Linked DNA regions of Homo sapiens: regions 1 and 3 are each linked to region 2. The links are chromatin contacts, found by Hi-C or POLR2A ChIA-PET in ENCODE. All regions are on one chromosome and are shown on one strand. Each heading gives the region's core, a stretch centred on a gene start or an enhancer-like site at or near the end of the contact. The rest is flanking DNA. Distances are from core to core; before and after follow the strand shown.

Region 1 (2,700 bases), core at 91-2,590, 720 kb after region 2:
TAGTGTCTAAATAACCTGAGCTCAGGGGTCATTTCTGGCTGTGTGATCTACTGGTATTCATTTAAGACTCTTTAGTACCTCAGCTTCTTTATTTGAAAAGTGGGGATATTACTCACTCTTCCCCTTAAAGAGTTTTAATGATACAGTATATAAATGAAATAAGATAAAAAGCCATTAGCATAATGCCTGGCATAGAGTTAAGGACCCAGTAAAAGTTAGCTGGTCATTGTTATCGTTATAATTAATAATAAGTGATCCGGCTCCAAAGACTGCCTCTGTGACCCTCAACTTTAGCAGAATTAGTGTATTAATTCTCCTGCCACTCTGCCTTATGATAGCATGTATCATCATACATTTTGTACCAACCACTTGTCGATAAGTCAGCTTTCCCTGCTTGGGGCAGGGTTTCTGATTTATTGGGTGTTTTCTCCTCGGTGCCTGGCGCTGGGCCTAGTACACTGCAGCTTTCCCATAGGTGATTGTGTTGCATGGATGAGCAAGTAGAGCATCACCATCTAAGGAGTGGTTGTTAGCTGGGGGGTGGGGTAGTTTGGCCCCCAAGAGGATTTCTTTTAGCAACCTCTGGAGACAGTTTCTTGGTTGTTGCAGCTTGTTGGGGAAGGGGTTGCTACTCCCATCTAGCAGGTAGAGGTCAGCTTAATAACAATAATAGTAAAATCCAGAACTAGTATGTTTCAGGCTCTTTTGGCATAACAGAACCCAGCTAAAACACCACCATTCATTCTTAACTGTTATACTCTGCCTCTTAATATCAGAATTTTAATGATGATGGCTTTCTAGTTTATGTTCTACAACAGAGCAGAGTGAAATCTAACATACATCACAACCTACTGAATCCTTCTGATAAACATCTCTAGTGCCTCTGAAATGACTCGCTGATGTAATTACCCAGTGGGTTAACATTTGTGGTGTCTGATACTTTATAAGTCAACTGTTGAGTGAAATGAAGTTTTGCCAGCTGATTACATAGAAATGTTGTGGTTTGAAGAATGCTTAACAGGGCATCTTGTCTTTGTACTAATTTATATTTCAGTAACTTTTCCCATAATGACTGCTCTTCATTTATTAGGTCGTAGGGAAACTGTAGGATGAAGGATGAGTGACTCAGTGGTTTCAATAAAAAATTATTTTCTTAAGTTTGAGATACCTTTTTCTTCTTCTCAAGTTAATGGTAACTGTGGTTTTAGGGAATTCCAAACTTTCTTTTGCAATTACTGATTGTATCAGTCAGGGCTCACTCGCAGAGAACAGAATCTACTCTAGCTGGTTTAAGCAGAGAGAGATTTATTACAGGATATTAAATGGCTTACACAATTTGTTGGGAAGGTAAAGAAACAGACTTGAGGTTGAGCTCTAAAGAATGACGTCTAGAGTCTCAAGCAGAGCAGGCCACCAAGACAGCAGTGACCTCCTGTGCAGTCACAATGCTGCCTGCCAAGTGGAGAGTGTTTCAGGACCATGTGGCCACTGACATGGGAGGGCAGGAGGTTGCCACAGGAAAACTAGACACTTCCAGCAATGGTGCGTGCTTGGCAGAAACAGCAGAAGGTGCCCCCCAACTCCCAAACATTTGCCAAATCTCACTCAATTTCATCTAATTGATGGCACATAGGCCGCATAGCAGCAAGGGAGTCTGGGAATTGTAGTTTCAGCCTTCTAGTGTCTTTAGTATAGGAAGATAAAGAAGGAGGGTGGGCCCCTGCTTCTAAGTGGTTAGGTTACACCCAAGAATACTTTTCTTTGGGATTCAGGGCCATCTACTGCACTATTTCCTCAGGTTCAAAAGACTATGCAGGACTGTTTCTCCTTCTCTCTCCGTTTCCTGCTTGTCACTGCATGCTTATTTACACCCACCCACCCACACACACACCCAGAAGCTTGCTTTTGATGAGCTACCTCTTTGAGTTTGTAGTTCTTATCTAAGGCAAATATTTACTTTATGATAGTAGAATTTTCAGTGTAAGTCTGTGCTTGTCTTGGCTTTCAGATGTTTCAGGTTTGGGAGGGTGACTGGGGAAGTATTGCTGAGGAAGGGCTGTGCTGTACAGTTGGTGACGTAGCAGCTGAGGTTGGGCCTCGGGTCCTAACGCAGTTGTTCTCAGTCCACCCACACATGGTAATTTCTTGAGGGAGCTCTAAAGATATCCATTCTAGAAATTTTCATTTGATTGACCTTTGGTATGGTTTGGGTTTTGTAAAACCTAAAAGCACCTCAGGGGACTTGAATATGCAGCGAGGACTGAGAACCTACATCTTATAATCCGTACATTAAAATTGGACATTATCTAAAGCTGTGGTTCTTAAACTTTAACTGCATCAGGGTCACCTGGAGGGCTTGTTAAATCATAGGGGATTGCTGGGCCTCACCCAGTTTCTGATTCTTTGGGTCTGGGATGGGTGTGATAATTTGTATTTTTAAAAGTTCCCAGGTGATGCTGATGGTCTCCACACTTTGAGAACCATTGGTCTGAAGAGAGTTGCCTATTTTCATTGTAAATGTCAGATTTTTACTGACCTGAAAGACTTTATTCTATATTCAGCACTTCCAGAGAATCTACTTTGTTTCCTGATCTTTGCCAGAGTTGGGGTTGATCTGAGGAGTAAGGTGCCCTCACAGAGATGGTGGTCTCACATCTCTACAGCCTCCCAGTGAAAGAGGAGAGCTTTGCTTTTCTTTGC
Region 2 (2,700 bases), core at 131-2,630:
CTGTGGAACTCCCAGATTGCCGGTCTTGGACCCCGTAAAGGAAGATGTAGGAAGGCCCCAAATCAGGATCTAGTCCGCGGAGTTGCCTATTTGAGGGGAGTAACAATGGGGATTGGGAGAGACTTTTATGCTGAATTTCTAAACTCCCAGCTGAATCACGACTAGAACAAGGATAGCACCTCCTGAAGAGCAAAGTTTAGATCTCGTGTATCAACTGAATGATTCTTGAATCCTTTCTTCCCTTGCATACGAGCTAAGTAGGATGTCTTTGCAGCAGGAAATAAAGGGGAGAGGGTACAGAAACCCGGGTCTGGGAAATGGAGAGACTGGGCCACATTCATGGAGCCAGGAGGGGGAAATCAATGAGCATCATCTGACTTTGCAAAGGCTTTGATCCTTGTCTCCTTCCCCACTTCCGAGACTTTCCCATTCTTTCCTGGAGGTATGGCAGGTTATACATGGATCCATTCACCTTTGCGGGAGTCTTTGGCCACTGAACATAGTTAAAGAGCCTTTATTCCAATGTCTTGAAAATAGATGAAAATATTAAACAGAAGTGGAGCTGTTTGGCTCTTTTTGCAAGCCAGCAACGAGGATTTGGGCTTCCTTAAGTTATATGTGTTTAAGACAGTAATTTTTAAAAGTCATTATAAGGACTTTGGGCTGCAGGAACTCTCCCTGCCATTCACCGGCTTAATGGACATTGTGCCTTCTTGGGCATTCCTGTCCAGCCCGCGTCCGGGAGATACTCATCTCCTGCAAAGGAAGTTGCCTCTTTCCCCAAAGAGCAAATTTTCAAAACATGTAAGTTACAACTTGCTTCCCAACACTCCACTAAAAAAAAAAAAAATGCTGTTTCCCTTCCTTCTTGCCTCCATCCTACATCCCCCCGCTCCCCACTCCCTGCACCTTGACTCCCTATTTCAGTATCAGTGTTTAATTCTACACTCGCCTTTGGTGCAGCCCACGGGGGCGGGGTAGTGGGAAGCAAGGAAAGATGGTCGCCCACCTCATTCCCAAAACATGTGCACTTTTGAGGCTTCTGATTGGAACACATTGTCCCCAGACATCACAGAGCCTTGTGCTGTGGCTTCTGCGATGTCTTTGGAATTTACTAAAAACAGATAGACTAAGACCCCTCCCCACTCCACAACAAGCAAAAACACACACAAGCGCGCGGGCGCGCACACACACAAACACACACACCCCCTCAGTACCCCCCACCCCCTTTTTAAGCAATGCTTTGTTGTGCTAAAACTAGTTGGACGAGTTAGGGTGTTACTGTTGCTCCCGAGGCCCTGGCCAATAGAACCAGATCCACCCCGCTGTGCGTAAGCGCGCAATTAAGGATTTAACCAAGGCTGTGCTGCGCCTCAGCCAGCAGTCAGCCGGCCGGAGACAGAGACTTCACGACTCCCAGTCTCCTCCTCGCCGCGGCCGCCGCCTCCTCCTTCTCTCCTCCTCCTCTTCCTCCTCCTCCCTCGCTCCCACAGCCATGTCTGCTTAGACCAGAGCAGCCCCACAGCCAACTAGGGCAGCTGCCGCCGCCACAACAGCAAGGACAGCCGCTGCCGCCGCCCGTGAGCGATGACAGGAGTGTTTGACAGAAGGGTCCCCAGCATCCGATCCGGCGACTTCCAAGCTCCGTTCCAGACGTCCGCAGCTATGCACCATCCGTCTCAGGAATCGCCAACTTTGCCCGAGTCTTCAGCTACCGATTCTGACTACTACAGCCCTACGGGGGGAGCCCCGCACGGCTACTGCTCTCCTACCTCGGCTTCCTATGGCAAAGCTCTCAACCCCTACCAGTATCAGTATCACGGCGTGAACGGCTCCGCCGGGAGCTACCCAGCCAAAGCTTATGCCGACTATAGCTACGCTAGCTCCTACCACCAGTACGGCGGCGCCTACAACCGCGTCCCAAGCGCCACCAACCAGCCAGGTACATGGACAGGGGGAAGGCTGGGCAGATACAGGGCGACTAGGACGCTGGGGGCGCGAGATGGGGTGGTAGATTGGGGGTCACAGCGGTTCACGGCAGTGGGGGCGCACGCGGCAGAAGGGAGTAGGACTCAGACCCTCCAACAAAGAGAGTTTCTCGGGCCAGCATTTTAGGGATTTTTAGTAGGAGAGCCCTGTGGAGGTTCGAACTAGCGTCTCTCCCCTCCGGCACCTTCCAAGGCCCTTCAGTCGCTGAATTCCCAGCTTGCCCGGCCAGGAAGCCGGCTAGGCTGGAAAGGGGATAGGGGTGGAGAGAAGAAAGAATCAAGCAGCTCCTGGCGTTTGCGTAACAAAGAGAAGGTTACTTGGGAATTTTGGTAAGCGTGCTGGGTTGGTGCGAGTGGGAATAGAAGGCTGCCTCAAAAACTCAGTCAGGATTAGTTTGAGAGCCGCCACAAGCTAGCACGGTGCGGGTGCCCTGAGCACGCTGGGTGGGGGTGGGGGGGTTAAGGAGTTGTAGCCAGCCAGAGAAGAGCGCGCCGAGAGTTTTGCGGTTTATCCAGGCATTTCCAAAAACAAAAAGCCATTTAAAGGTGGAGGAGGGTTGCTGAGGGGTCACGTTGTAGGATAGATTTTTTTTTCTGTCTCCATAGGCGCCCACAATTTGTCTTTCCGTCCTCCTTTTTCGTCCGCTTTGAAACTTACTTAGAGAGTTTAAGAGGGTTAGTGAGCTTGGGCGGTAAGAGAAAGGCATGAGGC
Region 3 (2,700 bases), core at 134-2,633, 710 kb before region 2:
CCGCTCTTTCCTCCCAGCCCGGGGACCTTCCCTCATCTGCTGCGCCGCCACCTGACTTTGTCTTGTCTCGGTGCCGGCTTTGTAGAGTCCTCACCGCCCTAAATGCACACAGGTGTGTGGGATCTGGGGCTGGGGCTCCGGTGGGGAAGGGTGACAACGCTTTACAGACGACTTTCACCGTTTTTCCGAGGCGCGCTCCCCAGCGCCTGTAGCCTACGAGTTTCTAAAGGGAGACTTCAAGCTACATCCTCAGGTCCGCAAAACAAACGTGAAGGCAGGAAATTAACTTCCCTCCAGCCTCCGGCCCTCCAATCCCCCTGCAGCTCGCGCGTGTGCCCGCTGCTGCCCGCGACCCAGGCGCCCTCCTCTGCCCGTGCCCAGACGCTAGGGCAGTGCAGCTGGACCGGAGCCCCCGAAATCCCAGGTCCTGGGGGATGAAATCTTACGAGATTTCCCGCCTTGTGAGGATCTCGGGCTCATCCGGGAGGGCATCCCTACTGCAGGGAGTTCCTGGGCCGGACGGTGCAGCCCTCGGGAAGAAACTTGAATCGTGGGCACAAAATCCCGTGGGGAACCCGGGAAATAGTGCCCCTTTCCATCCTCTCGCACGCAACCGCTGCCTCTTTCCGTGGTGGCGGTGCGTGCCACGTTAACTAGGGTGCTGTTGCGTGGGAAGGTGACAGCTCCCGAGCCCAGGAAGAAGGGTGCGGGCCGTCCTGGGAAGGGGCCTCACCTTGATCTGGTCGCTGTCGTACCAGTCGGACCAGTAATTCAGATCATCATTGGCTCCTATTTCTTCTGCAAACAGCTGAGTGGAGACAAGAAAAAAGACTGCCAAGGCCACGAGGATTTTCATGTTGGATTTCTGGGAAGGGGTAGGAGGAGAAGACACCAAAGAGAGAAATAATGTATCTATTAGGGGTGGTTATCCAAGAGTTAAAGCAACAGAATTTTCTGCCCCACAACGGATGAACCAAGATCAAAAACATAAGGACTGAAGTCTCACCTGTACCGGTTAGGCGAGAGAATCGCGTCCCAAAGATTCTCCAACCCTCTTCTCCCTGAATCCCAACTCCCCCAGCCCCCTAACCCACCAACCCACACCTTCAAACCAGGAAACTCTGCAGGTGGAAGACAAAGAGGGGCGTTGGCGTTTGGGAAGCCAGTCTCCCCACTGTCCCTCGCCGCAGCGGCGCCCCCAGCGCGGCCACCTCGGACAGATGCGGGGCGGGGTGACCCGGGCAGCCGCGGCCAGCACCGCGCGGGCACTTACTGCGACGGACAGTCCCGCGGGGTGCTGAGTTTCTCTGGTTCCTCCGAGCGCACGCTGGTCGCTCCGCACTCTCGGTAGCTGCCGCCGGGAAGGAGGTCCGAGCGCGCTCTTTCGCCTGCTCAGTGCCTTGCGGTATTTATCCCAGCCTCCTTGAGCCTCCAGACCCACGTGACATTCTCCCCACGCGACTTTCTGCTCAATATTTAATTAGCCGCCTCCTCTCCTTTCGCTTGCGTGATTGAGAGTTTCCGAGACGGTAACTCGTCGATGCCCATAACATCTGGACCCAATTGGGTTCTAAATGACGCAATTTTAGGAAAATCGAGGTCTCGCCATCCAATCCGGAGCGGCCTGCTTCCGTCTGCAGATCTGACGCCCCCTCCCCTCTCCTTCGAAACTGGGTTTCATGACACCTGATATTACTCATCAAATTTGAGCAAAGTGACTCATTCCTTGGACTTCGGTAACTTTTCCGTCCCTCGAGACGTCAGGATAAGTTGCACTTTTCAGGATGGCCAAATAACTGTAGGCATTCAGACATTTCGTCGGAAATCAGGCTAAAAAAAGAGGACTACACTTGAGGGGAGATGCGGGGAAGCATTATTTTCCCTTCTATTTCTAGCTTAATAGTATTTAAGTGTTTCTGAGACACAGCATCGTTCTATAACCAGAACATCCCTCTTCTAAATCAACGCGAATACTGGCTTTTCCTTAGCATAACAAAAGGATGTTTAGTCCCATAGTATTTTAGAAGATGGAAGCAGATTTATTTTACATTTTGGAGAAAGGGGAATTTAAACATGACATTGTGTGTCAGACTTAGGATTTCTTTTGTTTCAAGCCGGGTAACTCCTCTTCCTTGCCACATCCAGGAGCAGGGGTTGAACAGGACGTTTTTTGCTTCTCTCCTACACTTTCTTGCTGAAGACTAGGAAACCAGCAACATAGTGTGTAGGATCCTCACCCTTGTCACTAAAGGGCTCTATAAATCATGTTTCTCCTTTCTATGAAAGTAAGTGTAGTGAAGATGCTAATGGGACAGTCATTAACAGCACAAAATATTAGACAAATAGCATTTGTACAGAAACCACACCTTTCCATGAGCCCTTGGTTGCCTGGCAGACACATTTCTTTGATCTCCAAATGAATTAAAAGATGTGACATCTTTGGTGGAGTAGTTTTCTCCCCTTTACATATGAAGTATTATATTTTTCAATTAATTATGATTTTTTAGTATATTGCATAAAAGAAATAAATTTTTGCAACTCAAACCAGAAGTATTTTTTTCTCTATGTTGTTCTTAAATAATCCTGAATTTGGAAATTCTCATGCATCTCTGATTTCTTTTGGCCTTAGCCTCACAATGTGAGCATTTTATTTTCCGTTTTCAGAACTTTTATATGGAAAATTATAAGCATATCCAAAAG

The links. Hi-C counts contacts between places; a loop is a spot of excess contacts on that map. ChIA-PET counts read pairs that join two places held with the same protein, here RNA polymerase II (POLR2A). Pooled maps may share reads with other maps.
Region 1: a loop to region 2 is called in a map of Calu3, with 13 times the contacts of the local background. The contact joins the enhancer-like site here to the promoter of DLX5 in region 2. A Hi-C loop is called at or near these places in 2 of 168 maps with a recorded cell type or tissue (Calu3 and head of caudate nucleus) and 2 of 50 pooled maps. POLR2A ChIA-PET finds 5 or more read pairs at or near these places in 1 of 52 experiments (HEK293).
Region 3: a loop to region 2 is called in a pooled map, with 11 times the contacts of the local background. The contact joins the promoter of TAC1 here to the promoter of DLX5 in region 2. A Hi-C loop is called at or near these places in 5 of 37 single-sample maps with no recorded cell type and 5 of 50 pooled maps.

What each region holds. Positions count from the first base shown.
Region 1 is chr7:96,302,536-96,305,235 of GRCh38, reverse strand. The region is part of intron 1 of SLC25A13 (solute carrier family 25 member 13); the gene reads left to right. Among named protein-coding and RNA genes, the nearest start is that of SLC25A13, 18 kb to the left of the region's middle. Within about 2 kb of position 1,340, at least 8 of the 41 ENCODE cell types and tissues checked have a DNase peak (open chromatin) inside an H3K27ac peak, as active enhancers do.
Region 2 is chr7:97,023,511-97,026,210 of GRCh38, reverse strand. DLX5 (distal-less homeobox 5) reads left to right here and starts at 1,380. Exons shown (of 3, transcript NM_005221.6): 1 at 1,380-1,942. The coding sequence starts at 1,588. RefSeq lists enhancers at 1-231, 1,158-1,874.
Region 3 is chr7:97,730,769-97,733,468 of GRCh38, reverse strand. It overlaps TAC1 (tachykinin precursor 1), which reads right to left and starts at 1,383. Exons shown (of 7, transcript NM_003182.3): 1 at 1,274-1,383; 2 at 734-865. The coding sequence starts at 856. RefSeq lists an enhancer at 1,025-2,224.